Regions from separate parts of the Homo sapiens genome. Here region 1 is linked to region 2. A link is a contact called in ENCODE Hi-C or POLR2A ChIA-PET data. All regions are on one chromosome and are shown on one strand. Each heading gives the region's core, a stretch centred on a gene start or an enhancer-like site at or near the end of the contact. The rest is flanking DNA. Distances are from core to core; before and after follow the strand shown. Region 1 overlaps NCAM1 (neural cell adhesion molecule 1). Region 2 overlaps NCAM1 (neural cell adhesion molecule 1).

Region 1 (6,271 bases), core at 147-2,646, 88 kb before region 2:
GGATTCGGGCGCCAGAGCCTAACTGGTCTGAGTCTACTGATCAGCTTGTTTTTGAAGCCTTGGATAATGGGTCTCCTGAGATGAAGGCGAGAAATACTGGCTAGTATAGGAGTGCAGATTCCAACCACTTTTTATTTCATTTTTTCCAGCCACATTTATTCTAGCATCTGCCTGCACAAACTGGCATGACTGTCATTTCGTCACTCCCTGCTCAGACAAATTCATTTCCTTGCATGCTGCAAAGAAGGTAGCCAGAACCACCCATTCTTCCTTTCCCCAGGCAGCAATGAGGAGGAACAGACTGTGGTGGCTGAGCTGCCCCCGGCACTGAGCTGGAACAGGGCTCTGACACTGAAACTGCCCAGGACACTGAGCTGGAAGGGCGCTCAGATCCGGCGGATGTGGCGGCGCCCTGCCTGTTTGCATGGGCCCCTGCCTCTTCGCGTGGCGCCCTTCTCAGCCTGCACCACCCAGCCCTGCACAGATGCTTAGTATGGAAATGAAGCAGTCTTCCTTTCAGGGCCCATCATGTTTTCAATAAATATCGCTATTTGCAAGATGTGCTGTGGGCTCCACGGCTGCGTCTCCAGATCATTGAAATTGCTGTAATGAAGGCAAAGCTGGAGTGAACACATCCGACGGCCACAAGCCACCTCGTCCACGCAAATCATGACAGCATTTAAAGGCCCCTCCCTGCCAAAAGCTGCTTGCTAAATGTCACCATTTACACCTAGCTCAGCTCTTTCCTGGTTCTTCCATGTTCTGAATCCCAGTCATGTCATATACAGAGAATCTGAGGCTTAATTTGAAACCTTTTCCTCCACAGGACATTTTCTGGCAATTATCTGGGCTGTGGAAATGGGGCATGTTTTCTAAATGTAAAACAAGGTCACCAGGTCTGGCATATCTCAGAGCTCTGGTGGGGACCATGGCACAGAATATCGATATTCACAATAGACCTGGTAAACCCAGGATATATGTCCTCACAACAAAAGCCATACCAGTATTCTATTTACCTACAGGCAAGTTTTAGACTTAGATTTTCAAGCTCTGGGGAATTCTAAGAAATAAGCCTTAAACAGATCCACCGAAGTATTGTTTCTGAGCCAGTGCTGTTCTCCATTGTCATTTACAGAACTCTGAATGTATACAGAATAGGAGATGGGGGATGATTCACTATTCTGGAAGTTGTGCTGATTTTTCTAAGAAAACTCCTAGACTTCCTCTGTAGTCAAGGTGAAGTCTAGATGACAGATTTGCTATGTTGAGGCAGATTTTTGCAAAAGGAAGGAAGAGGCCCTGGCTCTTAAATGGCCATACTATTGACCCTGTAATAGAGCAATGCCAAGAATTCTAGGTGTGGCTTGACCAGCCAGCTCACATGGCCTGAGGGCTCCTGCTCTACCCAGTGAGTTTCTGAAGCAAGTTCTAAAATGCAGCTGAGCACTAGGCACTTGCCTTGGCATAAGAAGAATTTGGACTCTCCAACGCTGATCTCCCCCTGGCTGGGAACAATATCCACCTGCAGAGAAACTGAAAAAACAAAACAAAACAAAACAAAACAAAAAACAAAAAAAAACCCACAAAGTTCAGTTCAAACGTACATTCCAATGTTCAAGAATGAAACCCAGATCTTCCATTCAAAAATAGGCTTCCCAACTGACTTTAAGAAAGAGTGAAGGGAGGAGGTTGTGTGGAGTTTGAGAACTTGTGCCACCAACAGCCAGGGCCATGTGCAGCCAGAGAGAGACACGGCCCAGACCATTCTCCTATGGAATAGCTATTTCCCCTCAGAGAGTGCAAGGTGCCCTGGGAGATTCTGGGTGATCTCTGCACTAAATGTTTCCAACCCCTTGAGAAGACTTATGATCCTGCTCCAAAACAGCAACATCCTGGGATTCACAGAAATGGTGACCCAACCAGTTCCTTCTGGATGTCATCTGAAGTGTCTCCACAGCTGTGTCAAGTGCAGTAAGGCTGCACTCCAGAATCAAGCTCAGGGGTCTCCTGCCAGTTCCCCAGGCTGTCCGGACACAATCACTAGGAGGGCTCACACTGATTTTGAAGTGGGGATGGTAAGGGTAAACCCTCACCTTCCCTCACGACTACAGGACCAACACACCTTTTTCCATAACAGGAGCCAACATCACATATCACCACCCCAATTAGTCAGACACCCTTTGGAAATTCTGTAGCCCGTGCCCTGTGGAATTCCCTGGGTCCCTTGGCTACTTTCCCTGAATATTTATTTGAACATCCATATGCTCTGTCATTCCACTGCACCGATAAGACAAAATACACTGCGCCAGATCTCACAGATCCCTGTGTTCATCTGCTCCTCGTTTATCTGCTGGGAGCAGACAACCATTCCTCATGAAAATAGAGTTTCGAGGTGGAAAAATGCTTTATTCCTTTGAATTCAACTTCTTTCTGCCTTTCCTTCTCTTAAGTAAACCCCAAATCTAAAGGCAAACAGGTATTTGGTTCAGTGCATGGGGCTTCTTCTGGCCAACAGGAGGGACAGGCTTGAACAAAACAGCCTGGGGAATGGAGATTCAGTGAGCCCTTCCTTCCAACAGCCATTTTCTTTTCACAGTAGAATGGAGGTGATGCTCGTTGCCATGGTGACCGGCTCGCAGGCAGAGCTGCTGCAGGTCTTGGTCTATGCTTATTTGATGGAGAGACTACAGTTGTCCTCAGCCGACTGCAGGGATTAGAGGGCCTGCTTGGGGCTGGGAAGGGGGTGCGGCCTTCCTAACCATGCCAGCAACAGACAAGGCAGGTCACGGAGAAAGCCAGCAGAGGCTTCAGAGAGAAAGAGGTGATGTGGTGGAGACAGGGATGGAAAAGGGAAGGAGGAGGGCATAAGGGGAGAAATGGGGCCCTGGGCAGAGGCAGGGGGAAGATGCTGACGCTGTCATCTGTGAAAATCAGAGGGGAAAACCCAGACTTCCAAAAACTGGTTTGGAAGAAATAGAGTAATCTAGGGCAGCTAGTTTCTCCCCTGCTCAGACCACCACTGCCGGCTCCCTGAGGCTCAGGACTGAATTCTTGCCTGAGAGCAATAAAAAGTCTTCCCCTGCCTCTCCTGAATGTGGTCGCAGCACACAGAGCTGTGCTGGAATACTATGCCGCGGGGTCACTGCCCGCAGTGCAAGTGTGATTATCTGTGGGTGCTTTCTCCTGTCATTCTCCTCAGGATGGAGTTCAGGTGCCACTTGATTCTACACTGTGAGAGCCCAAAGGGGTCTCAGACATCACCACATCCTGCCTCCTCATTTTCCAGATGAGGAAAAGGTGGAGTGACTTTCCTATGGTCACTTCTAGTTAGGGCTAGCGTGGCCCCAGAGCCCAGGCCTCCTGGCTCCGGGTAGGTGATCTTTCCATGATGCAATGCTGCCCCTGCACAGAGGGCAAAACGTTTCCATTCACTAGAACACACCATCTGGGAACCCCAAGTAACAACCCTTGGATTCACTATCCCTTAACAGAACACAGAGAGCCCATGAATTGATAAGGGCCCATCGTATCTTGGGGAGCATGGAGCCTTACAAAGAGAGCTGCAGGCCAGTGCTATCCATGCTAAGGCCAGCCAGGACCTTCCCTGTCACTTCCCGTGGCTCTCATTCTCTGGGAACTACAGGCTTATGAAGCCCAGAAGCTGTGTCTATGCCACGGTCACCTAAGTCCTGATCTTTTCTGGAGTTCACTGGAGCATTCCTTAAAGAATGAGAAGCTGAGTCCCCCCAAGAAAGTTTGCTGGACCATATGCTGAGTATTAGCAGCCAGCTTCAACATATGGATCCTGTTACCCTCGTTCAGCCCTTACTGCTTTGAGAAGGATATTCTTATCCCAAGTGAAAAAACAGCCTTCATTTGTTCAGCTCTTTTCAAACAGAACACAACTCTCAAGGGGCAGGAGAACACGGCAAGGCTGAGGAGTTTTCATATCCAAATGCGGCCAGGATCTATCTCTGGGCCATGGAGAGAAAAGGGAAACAAGGCTTTCAAAGGAATTCCCTGCTTAACAGGATCCCACGCACACATTTATCATCACAGAAGTTTTTTTTTTTTTTTTTTTTAAGGGTGTTTCTTTTACTTTATTTGCAAAATATTCTTTTTTTTATTATTATACTTTAAGTTTTAGGGTACATGTGCACAATGTGCAGGTTAGTTACATATGTATAAATGTGCCATGCTGGTGTGCTACACCCATTAACTCGTCATTTAGCATTAGGTATATCTCCTAATGCTATCCCTCCCCCGTCCCCCCACCCCACAACAGTCCCCAGAGCGTGATGTTCCCCTTCCCATCACAGAAGTTTTTAAAGGAAGAGTTATCCATTTAGACGCCTGGCCTTTTGCACAGATGGAAAAGCTAGTGATTCCTCCCTCAAAACACCAGAGACAAAGCTGGCCCAGAGGAACCCCAGGTTCTCTGGAAATCAATGCTTGGATGTTTTCCACTGCAGCACAATGGCTGATTATTCTTCCCCAAACACGAAGCACTGAAATACTAGGTTTAATGATAGTAAGTGGAAATCCTGCTTTGATCTCAAAACTCCTTCCCTCCATTGCTTGCTGCCTGGTCCTTTCCTACTCTGTTACTATTTTCATTGTTCCCAATACAAATTCCTACCTCAACTTTCACCTTTTTTTCAGTTGCATATGTAAGTGGAATTTCGTCACTGGGCATAACTCCCACCTTAAAAGGCACTTATGTAAACATTTCTCACAGACGAAGTATCCCATCTCTTGCTTTCCATAAACACTCCTTGCGTAAATACTGCATCATCTTAGCTGGATTCAAAGACACGTGCTTATGAACCTAGGTATTGGGCTGGGCAGGACCCAGGGGCAGGGACAAGAGGCGCTTCCAACAGTGCTTCCCACGCCTCCAAGAAGCACTCATCCCCCAAGCCCTCTTTTGTGGACAGTTCACACTTTCCAGTTTACAAAACACACTTCATTATTTCATCAAACAGTTCTGAGTGATAAAAAGGCCAATATTATTGTCTCCACTGTATGAACGTGGAAATTGGGGCTCAGAGAAATAAAATAACTTGCTCAGGGTCCCTTAGTTAATGAGCACTAAAACCAAGATTAAAAATCATCTACTTCTAAGGCTTGAACTCTTCCCCTAAACCCCTCAACTACTATAACCTTCTGTCCATCTCCAAATAGGTTTATTATAACCTATTAGTTACCATTTACACTCTTTCCAAATCATAGGCTAGAAAGAGCACAGTCTTTGTACAAAGATCTAACATCAGCCGGGCGCAGTGGCTCACGCCTGTAATCCTAGCACTTTGGGAGGCTGAAGCAGGCGGATCACAAGGTCAGGAGACCCGTCTCTACTAAAAGTACAAAAAATTAGCTGGATGTGGTGGCACACACCTGTAGTCCCAGCTACTCGGGAGACTGAGGCAGGAGAATTGCTTGAACCCGGGAGGTGGAGGTTGCAGTGAGCCGAGATCATGCCACTGCACTCCAGCCTGGGCGACAGAGCAAGACTCCATCTCAAAAAAAAAAAAAAAATTCTAATATCAAGTTGCTGCCATCATTTCTCTCCTGGTTAACTATAACTGGCCTCTTTGCTCATAGATAATCACAGCATTATAGCCTCTATTTTACATATGGGTAAGGGACGCTCAGAGCCATAAGTGATGATAATGATAGGGTCAAGATTCAAGACTGGGTTGCAGTTCCAAGTCCAGCCATTTCTCCCACACTATTCTATCCCTTGTTCACAGACAGAAAAAAAGTTCTGTCTTTTGAGAACCAAACAATCTCCCTCTCCCCACCTCAGTTGAGTAAAATAGCCCCATGGGAGACTGATAGATTTTGAAATGTGTTTTCTGTTTAAATGTCTTTTTTTTTAAACTGATGATATGTTCTGAAAGGAATGCCAACTCTTTTAGCAAATGGCTTCAGGTGTAGATAGATGTTTTGTAACTCCCAACTCCCTAGCAGAAGTAGGCTATAAAGTCTTAGCTGCTGAAGAAAAGTGAATTAAAATTTCAGTTCCTAAAAGATGCTCAGGTGCTTATCAGAAGAGGTGGGCAAAGCAACAGAGAATAATTTGTTCTGATTTCAAAAAAGAGTTCACATGAATCAGCAACTTCTTGCAGTAGTTTTATTTTATCGGTTTTCTTTTCAGATTCCAATGGGCTTGAGGAGGGAGGAGCTGACAGCAGACAGGGAACCAAAGTCTCTCCCGTGGCTAATTGAAAATACTTCCTTGTCAAGATGTTATAAAGTCACTGGAGGC
Region 2 (6,948 bases), core at 925-3,424:
CACCTTTTCAAAAGGCCAGAAAGGACATAGAAAGAGCCTCTTGAAGAATGTCAATGTGCAATGCCAATGGGTTCCACGCAGAAACCACAAGAGGTACCACTCTCTTTGCCAGCCTTGTCTGGAGGCAGCTTTTTGGGCACCTTATTGATCAGTCTTGCTCTTTGAAATGAGCAGACTAATGTTTGACAGGACAAACCCATAGAAAAAGCCAGAAGCTCTTCTCCCTGTCGATAAATTTAAATAACTCCAAAGCTAAAATGATTCCAGTTGTTTGATGCAAATACGCATTTTATTTTGGAGTCACTTGAAAATATGTGCCAGCTGAACTAGCTTAGCTCTTGTTTAAAGTCCACCAGGTCTGTTGGGCTGTCATTTCTCTAGCGGCTTTGCAGTGTTGTGATGGTCCCTTGGAGAAAGCACTGCAGCCTCAGAGCCCTGGCACTACCAGTCCACCACCCTTCTCTTTCCCTTCTATAATGAAGGCATAACACAGCAAAATTTCAGGGCAGTTGCCTGAATGGACAAAAGATTATTTACTGAAAAATAGATAGTACTCAAGCAACAAATAGTTTTAGAGTACTTTTGAGTAACGCATTGTGCTAAGTGCTACAAATATATGAATTAGTATGAGACAGCCCTTACTGTCAAAAGCTCACCACTTAGGCGAAGGAGGTGATCAGATATCAACTACATACAAGAATACCTTTATTATTCCCATGAATTTTTGCATAATCTATTTCTGCTTTGTCACCTTAAGCCTAGATTTTTGTATTTGCCGTAAACCTGTGTCTATTTGGGAATTAGAGAAGTCAGTTTAAACTTATGAGAGAAAGAATTAAACTTTTTATTCTGTTAGTAGCCTAATTCCTCCTTAAAGGAGATCCATATTCTAAACTCTACAGTTAAAAATGGTTAAGATGGCAAGTTTTATGTCATGTGTATTTTCCCACAATTAAAAACTAAGAAAGAGACATCCCACCATTTAGCTGGGCAGAATCTGTGAGTCTAAGCTTGGCCAGATTCTCGTAACTGTTATCTGTTTTCAACAAAAACTGTTTCTCGACTAGTGCATGTAAATAAAGCCTCCTTCAGAGCATCCACAGAGTGGAAGAAGGAGATCCAAGAATACATGTGTAACAGGTATCTCATTGTTGTGGCTTCTCTGATCTTTTGTTCTCATGTCTAGAACAATCTGAAAATTCATTTTGTTGGTTGGCTAATGGTAGAATCCATTTGTCCTGACTTTCTGGTCACCGTGTCCCTTACAGAATCTAAAAGACACTGCTGGCACCCTTGCCAGTGAGGTGGAGGGTAGGGTATTTTCTTTCTTGCTATTTCATGTGGATGCTCAGAAATTATAAAAACTAAAACTGATGGCAATTTCACTTCCTTAGCACAGAATTGGGGAAAAGACAGCTCACACATTAGTAACTCTGTGCTTATGTTTTGAACCTTTACCAGGAATGTGGAGGCAATATATCTTGGTTCAACTTTTGTCTTTCCATTAGTAATATTATCATAATAAAGCTTCCTTGACACAGTACCTATTTCCAAGCTGTTTTGTACGTTTTATGATGGACATCTGGGTTAAAGTAACTTTTTTTGCACTCCTTCTGCACTTCAGCTGGTTGGTGGGGCAATGTGTAAAGTGCTAAAGTAACAGCAACTCAGGAACTCAAAAGGCACAGCCACCTTGCTCCCAGGATGCTACCAGCTGGGGGGTGCTGACTGTCCAGGGGCCTCCCCAGGTACTATTTATTAGTTATGTCTCTTGAAAAATAACCTAAGATTTATAACGGTCTTTTCTGAATTTTTGAATTTCCTACTACAAAACATTGGTGAGTTGGGTGCAATTCCCCCCAAGAATTGAGTAAGACTTCCTTTATTTTCAGTGGGGGAGAGGAGAGCTCGTCTTAATTTATATATTTCTGGTATTTGCACTTCAGATACAAAATTTTGATGCATGTCTACAATACAAGCTCCATGAGATAGGAACTGTTGATTCTCCAGCCTTGGGCAGTCACAGAATACCTGTTGTTGACTAGCTGAGTAAAAGGTTATGACTGCAAAATAGAAAGCTGCGCCACACAGGCTAGGCAGGATTTTTTGCTTCACTGCAGTGAGTGAGGTGCTCTCAGAGCACTGTGGCTCAGGCCTTCCACCAGAGGGAGCAGGGATGCCACCCCACTGCAGAGGACACTTGTGCAGAACCCTGGGAAGTGCCTGAAGAGGAAAAACAAAAATCCCCAAGCACAGCAAAAAAGAATTGGCATCAAAATGAATGTGAAGAAGAAGAAATCGTGGGGTCATTATACTCAGTGACATGGCTAGATAAAGCCAAAACAGACCTTTCTTTTCCTGCTGCTTAAATGTCCTAAGGCTTCTTAGGCAGAGAAGCCCCATGCCCTAGGAGCAACATCTTCTAGAGCTGCTTGTCTCCTGGTTACCAATGTGGAGTCAGTCCAAGCACAATGCACCTCATCTTAAAAGCAGAAAGGAGAGTGGCCACGGCCAAACCTCTCTAGAGTTCCCCTCTGCAATGCTCTGAAACAGTTCTATTTGTGTCTCTGACTCCGGGGAAAAGATCAGCTATATGGGTTGTTTGGGGCCTGGCACAAGTGGCTATGATGACTTCATTCCAAACTGGGCTGAGAGTCCACCTAAGGACAAATAATTCTCCACAAAACCACCATCAAATCACACAAGGCAAAAAGAGTTTAATATTCAAGGTCTCCACTTTCCTCTCCAGGCAAACTTAAGCCTAAAAAGGGAAACAGCTTGAAGCACTGGGCATCAGAATACATCGCTAGTTTAAAAGCAGATTGTTAGCCCTTTCCAAGTCCCTCAGCATGTCAACTGGAAGAGAAGGCTCTGCAGAGGACAGCAATGTGAAGTGAAATCCTAAAGCACCAGTCCTCTTCCTGGATCTCCATCCATTGATCGTGTCAAACACAAGGTTGATTTTAAAGCCCTGTATCATGTAAAAGGGAAGATAATCCAAGAGAATATCTATCTAAGACACATCAAGATTTTTTTTTTTTTAAAAGAACCTGTCTTAAACTAAAGAGGCAAGACTTGAGTTTCATTTAGCTAATGAAGCTTTGGAAAGTAAATTATCCTTCCAGGGATGCTGAAACAAGCAACGACAACAAAAGACACTCTCCATTTGTCTAGTGGTTCCACCCTATCAGGCTCTAGATGGAACCCACCAGTCCACAGATTGCCAATTTAGGACATTCCTGAGAGCCTATTGATGGGACAGAACTGCTGAATAGTCATAAATCAGAACATTCCAAGGAGTGAATGGGATAATACTGCAGGTTTATTTTAAGGTAAGGATCATAGCAAACAGGAAATTATATATAATTCCAGAGAGAAACAAAGTCAACAAATTCAAATGAACAATGGCAAGTTCCTATAGGGCAGGACATTGCTTATTTCTTTACATTGCCCAGTGCATCTGGCCCAGTCTATGGCGCTAGGGACTTACTGATCATCTAATTTGCAAAAAAACCTCACAACCACCCCCCAAAATAATCTATGGGTTTATCTAAAAAGAAAGCAGAGGTTTAGACCCTTTCTACTAGGTCAGAGGATAACAATTTTAGATACAGAAAAGATATGAAACACGGTAGCTAATTGGACTCATGCAGACTTTATTTTATTTAATTTTTTTGAGACGGAGTCTTGGTCTGTCCCCCAGGCTGGAATGCAGTGTGGTGCGATATCGGCTCACTGCAACCTCTGTCTCCTGGGTTCAAGCAATTCTCCTGCCTCAGTCTCCTGAGTAGCTGGGATTACAGGTGCACACCCCCATGCCTGTCTAATTTTTGTATTTTTAGTAGAGACGGGGTTTCACCATGTTGGCCAGGCTGGTCTGGAACTCCTGACCTCAAATGATCCACTTGTCTCGGCCTCCCAAAGTGCTGGGATTACGGGTGTGAGACACCACACCTGGCTGGACTCATGGAGACTTTAAAAGGCTTTCCAAAAGTTGGGGGATTCCACTTCTCCAGGCAGAAAGACCTTCATGAAACTAATATGTACTTAAAAAAAATCCACATAGAAGAGGCAGAGAATGTGTTAACAGGGTGGGGAACAGAGAAGGCTGGCCACGTTCAGCAAGACCAATGAAGACACTCTCATAATGTTTGCTGTGGAGAGATCTTTCTCTACATAATGGTGAACAATGAGCCCTGTCCAGTTTTTTCTTATTTTTCATTATAGGAAACCTTAAGTATCACAATTCTTCAAGCATGCAATGGGAATGGGAAACACGGTGGCACGGTGACTTCATGACAATGGTAAATCAAGTGTTCTGTCTGGCAGGAAAACTGTCATTAGCCTGGGAAGTCATCTAGCTGATGTCATTTTTGAAACAGAGGTAATATGTCTATTCAAATTTATGAGGAAAACAATCAATTTTATTTTCTGCCATCTACTTTTAGAGGTCAGAAGGAAAATATTTATTGTGCCTTTTAAAGGAAATAACATTCATTAGACTCCCAAAGAGTAAGTTTCGAATGGTAAATATTTCCACTGGCAAAACATAAGAAAGAGAAGTTTGTTTTTAAAAGTGAGATTACAAAAGACTAACATCAGGTAAAAAGAACTTCTTGTGACTGCTCACTTACACAGGTTGGTCCTGCCTTAGCCCTACATCTAATTCAAGGTCAAAGAAAATGTACTGAAAAGGAGTCTTCAGCTACCTAATCACTAGCAGGCTAACAACAGACAGAATGTTCACAAAGACATTACCTTAGGCAACCGACCACCTTCATTATTTTTCAGTTAAAGCAACCATGTTCTGGGAGAAAGATTTTCTTTTTCGCATAGTAAACATGTGCCAATAAAGCTTAAAAATAAGATCTGCGATGAGAAAATCCAGACAACAGCTAATTTGAATAATGAATACGTTTATTCAAATAATCATGCTCATTTTTAATGATAGAGATGAATGATTACTGATCAGAAATGCTTTTGATACATTTTTGAGTGAAAAAATAGGTTACAAGACAGAGTCTCTCTTTTAAAGACATATATATATGTGATACATATTTGTAATGGATATTCATAGAAAAATGTGTGGAGGGATACACAACAAGGTGTTAACATCGGCTTATATTTTCAGTCACGTTTACTGAGGAATAATTTACATACAGTAAAATTCCCTATTTTGTATACAATCCTGAGTTTCAACAAATGTATACAGTCATATAACCACACGACAATCAAGATACAGAACGCTTCCATTACTCTAAAACAGTTCCTGTGTGTCCTCCTGTGGTCCAGACCTCCCACCCCAGGTCCTGACGCTGCTGATCTGTTTTCTTTCCTTGTAGTATTGCTTATTCTCAAACATCATACATACGGAATCAGACAGTAAATATTCTTTTGATTAGCACTTTTTTTTTCCTAGAATAGGGATTATAGATCATGATGATTTCTTTATTCTTGTTATCTTGCTCATCTATATTTTCTAATTTTTTACTACAAACATAATTACTTTTGCAATTTAGAAAAACAAAGGTAAAAATTTAATTAATTGTGACAGGCCATTATGGAAGTAGATAAAGCCATGAAAGCACAGATGAAAACAAATGCTTTGTTTAAATATCACACACAAATGCTGTGTATGATATTTAAATTGTGGAATATTACTTCACCCAAACCTTGAAAGGTAATGGACAATCAGCTACAGCAAGGCAAACCTCCCAGCTGTGCTATGAGTTGTGTGACACTGGGCAGGTTATTTATCATCTTTTAGATTCGATGTCCTCATATTTAAACTAGGGGTTAAAATAGTGCCCATCTCGCAAAGTCATTATAGGGATTAGATGAGGATGTGCATTAGGTCACTGGGACCTGGTAAAATTTAGCACTAGAATTGTGTATATTATTTATTTGGCTATTCTTAGTACTACCATTACTGAGGCTTTGGGAGGTATCCCAATAGGAAAGGACCTATCCCAATAGGAAAGGACTCTCTGCCTCTATAGGCAGAGGGAAGTGATGTCAGGGGCATGGAACCAGGCCACAAGCTTACTTTTAAATCTCAAAACTAAATTCAAGACATTTCGTTTTAGAAAATTTAAAACTTCTGCTTCTTCACAATAAAGTTCTTAGTGTTTTGTTATGATTTCTCAGTGAAATCATTACCTTGGGAATATTAATAGTAAACACCAGCCACCCTTATAACTTTAATCAATATTTTCTTACTATTTAGAACCCAGCGATCCTTTAGTGAAAATATACATTTGTATTTGTCTAACTCTCCTCTCCCCCTATATGAATGACCCAAACCCTATAACCTTTATTCATACCACAATAGGGCATGAATTTAGGGGAGATGAGGATAATCAATTATAAAGCTAGCCAAATTTAAACCAGAGCATAACATTTAAGATCAGTGCATAAAGAGGCCAAGCAATCATAGATGTTCATCTCTGCCAGGTTTTCAGTTGTCAGAGATTCTGGGGTGAAATGAGTTTATGAAAAAACAAATATGATCCACCTTTATCTTCCCAAGGCCATAATACATGCCAGGAAGTGAGTAAGTCTATCTGTCTCTGCTGGGAAGCTCCCAAATGTTTTGATTAAAATAGAACATCTAATCCTCATCCTTGAGACAAGTTCATAATTCACTGAACTGATCCAGGATTTTTATAATAAATGGCAACTGAATTAAAAATATGCCTGCCATCTTTGGCCAAATATATACATATATTAAAAACACGACTATTAGCTCCATGCACTTTGGCCAAAAAACAAATTACAACCACATATGAATTACAGTTAATTCATATATACACACATTCATGTATATCTCCCTGTATATGTATGCATGTATATATGTATGTATATATGTATGTATGTAAAATGTTCACGGATCATACATTACTGAGAAATCTCAGGGGCCAAGGAATGATCTCCCAAACATCAGGTCCA

The links. Hi-C counts contacts between places; a loop is a spot of excess contacts on that map. ChIA-PET counts read pairs that join two places held with the same protein, here RNA polymerase II (POLR2A). Pooled maps may share reads with other maps.
Region 1: a map of PC-9 shows a loop between it and region 2 (8-fold over the local background). The contact joins two enhancer-like sites. A Hi-C loop is called at or near these places in 3 of 168 maps with a recorded cell type or tissue (PC-9, aorta and pancreas) and 1 of 50 pooled maps. POLR2A ChIA-PET finds 5 or more read pairs at or near these places in 1 of 52 experiments (PC-9).

Annotation. Positions count from the first base shown.
Region 1 is chr11:113,197,641-113,203,911 of GRCh38, reverse strand. It overlaps NCAM1 (neural cell adhesion molecule 1), which reads right to left. Exons shown (of 20, transcript NM_181351.5): 2 at 1,459-1,533. Among named protein-coding and RNA genes, the nearest start is that of NCAM1-AS1, 73 kb to the left of the region's middle. Within about 2 kb of position 1,396, at least 3 of the 41 ENCODE cell types and tissues checked have a DNase peak (open chromatin) inside an H3K27ac peak, as active enhancers do.
Region 2 is chr11:113,109,862-113,116,809 of GRCh38, reverse strand. The region is part of intron 1 of NCAM1 (neural cell adhesion molecule 1); the gene reads right to left. Among named protein-coding and RNA genes, the nearest start is that of NCAM1-AS2, 150 kb to the right of the region's middle. Within about 2 kb of position 2,174, at least 5 of the 41 ENCODE cell types and tissues checked have a DNase peak (open chromatin) inside an H3K27ac peak, as active enhancers do.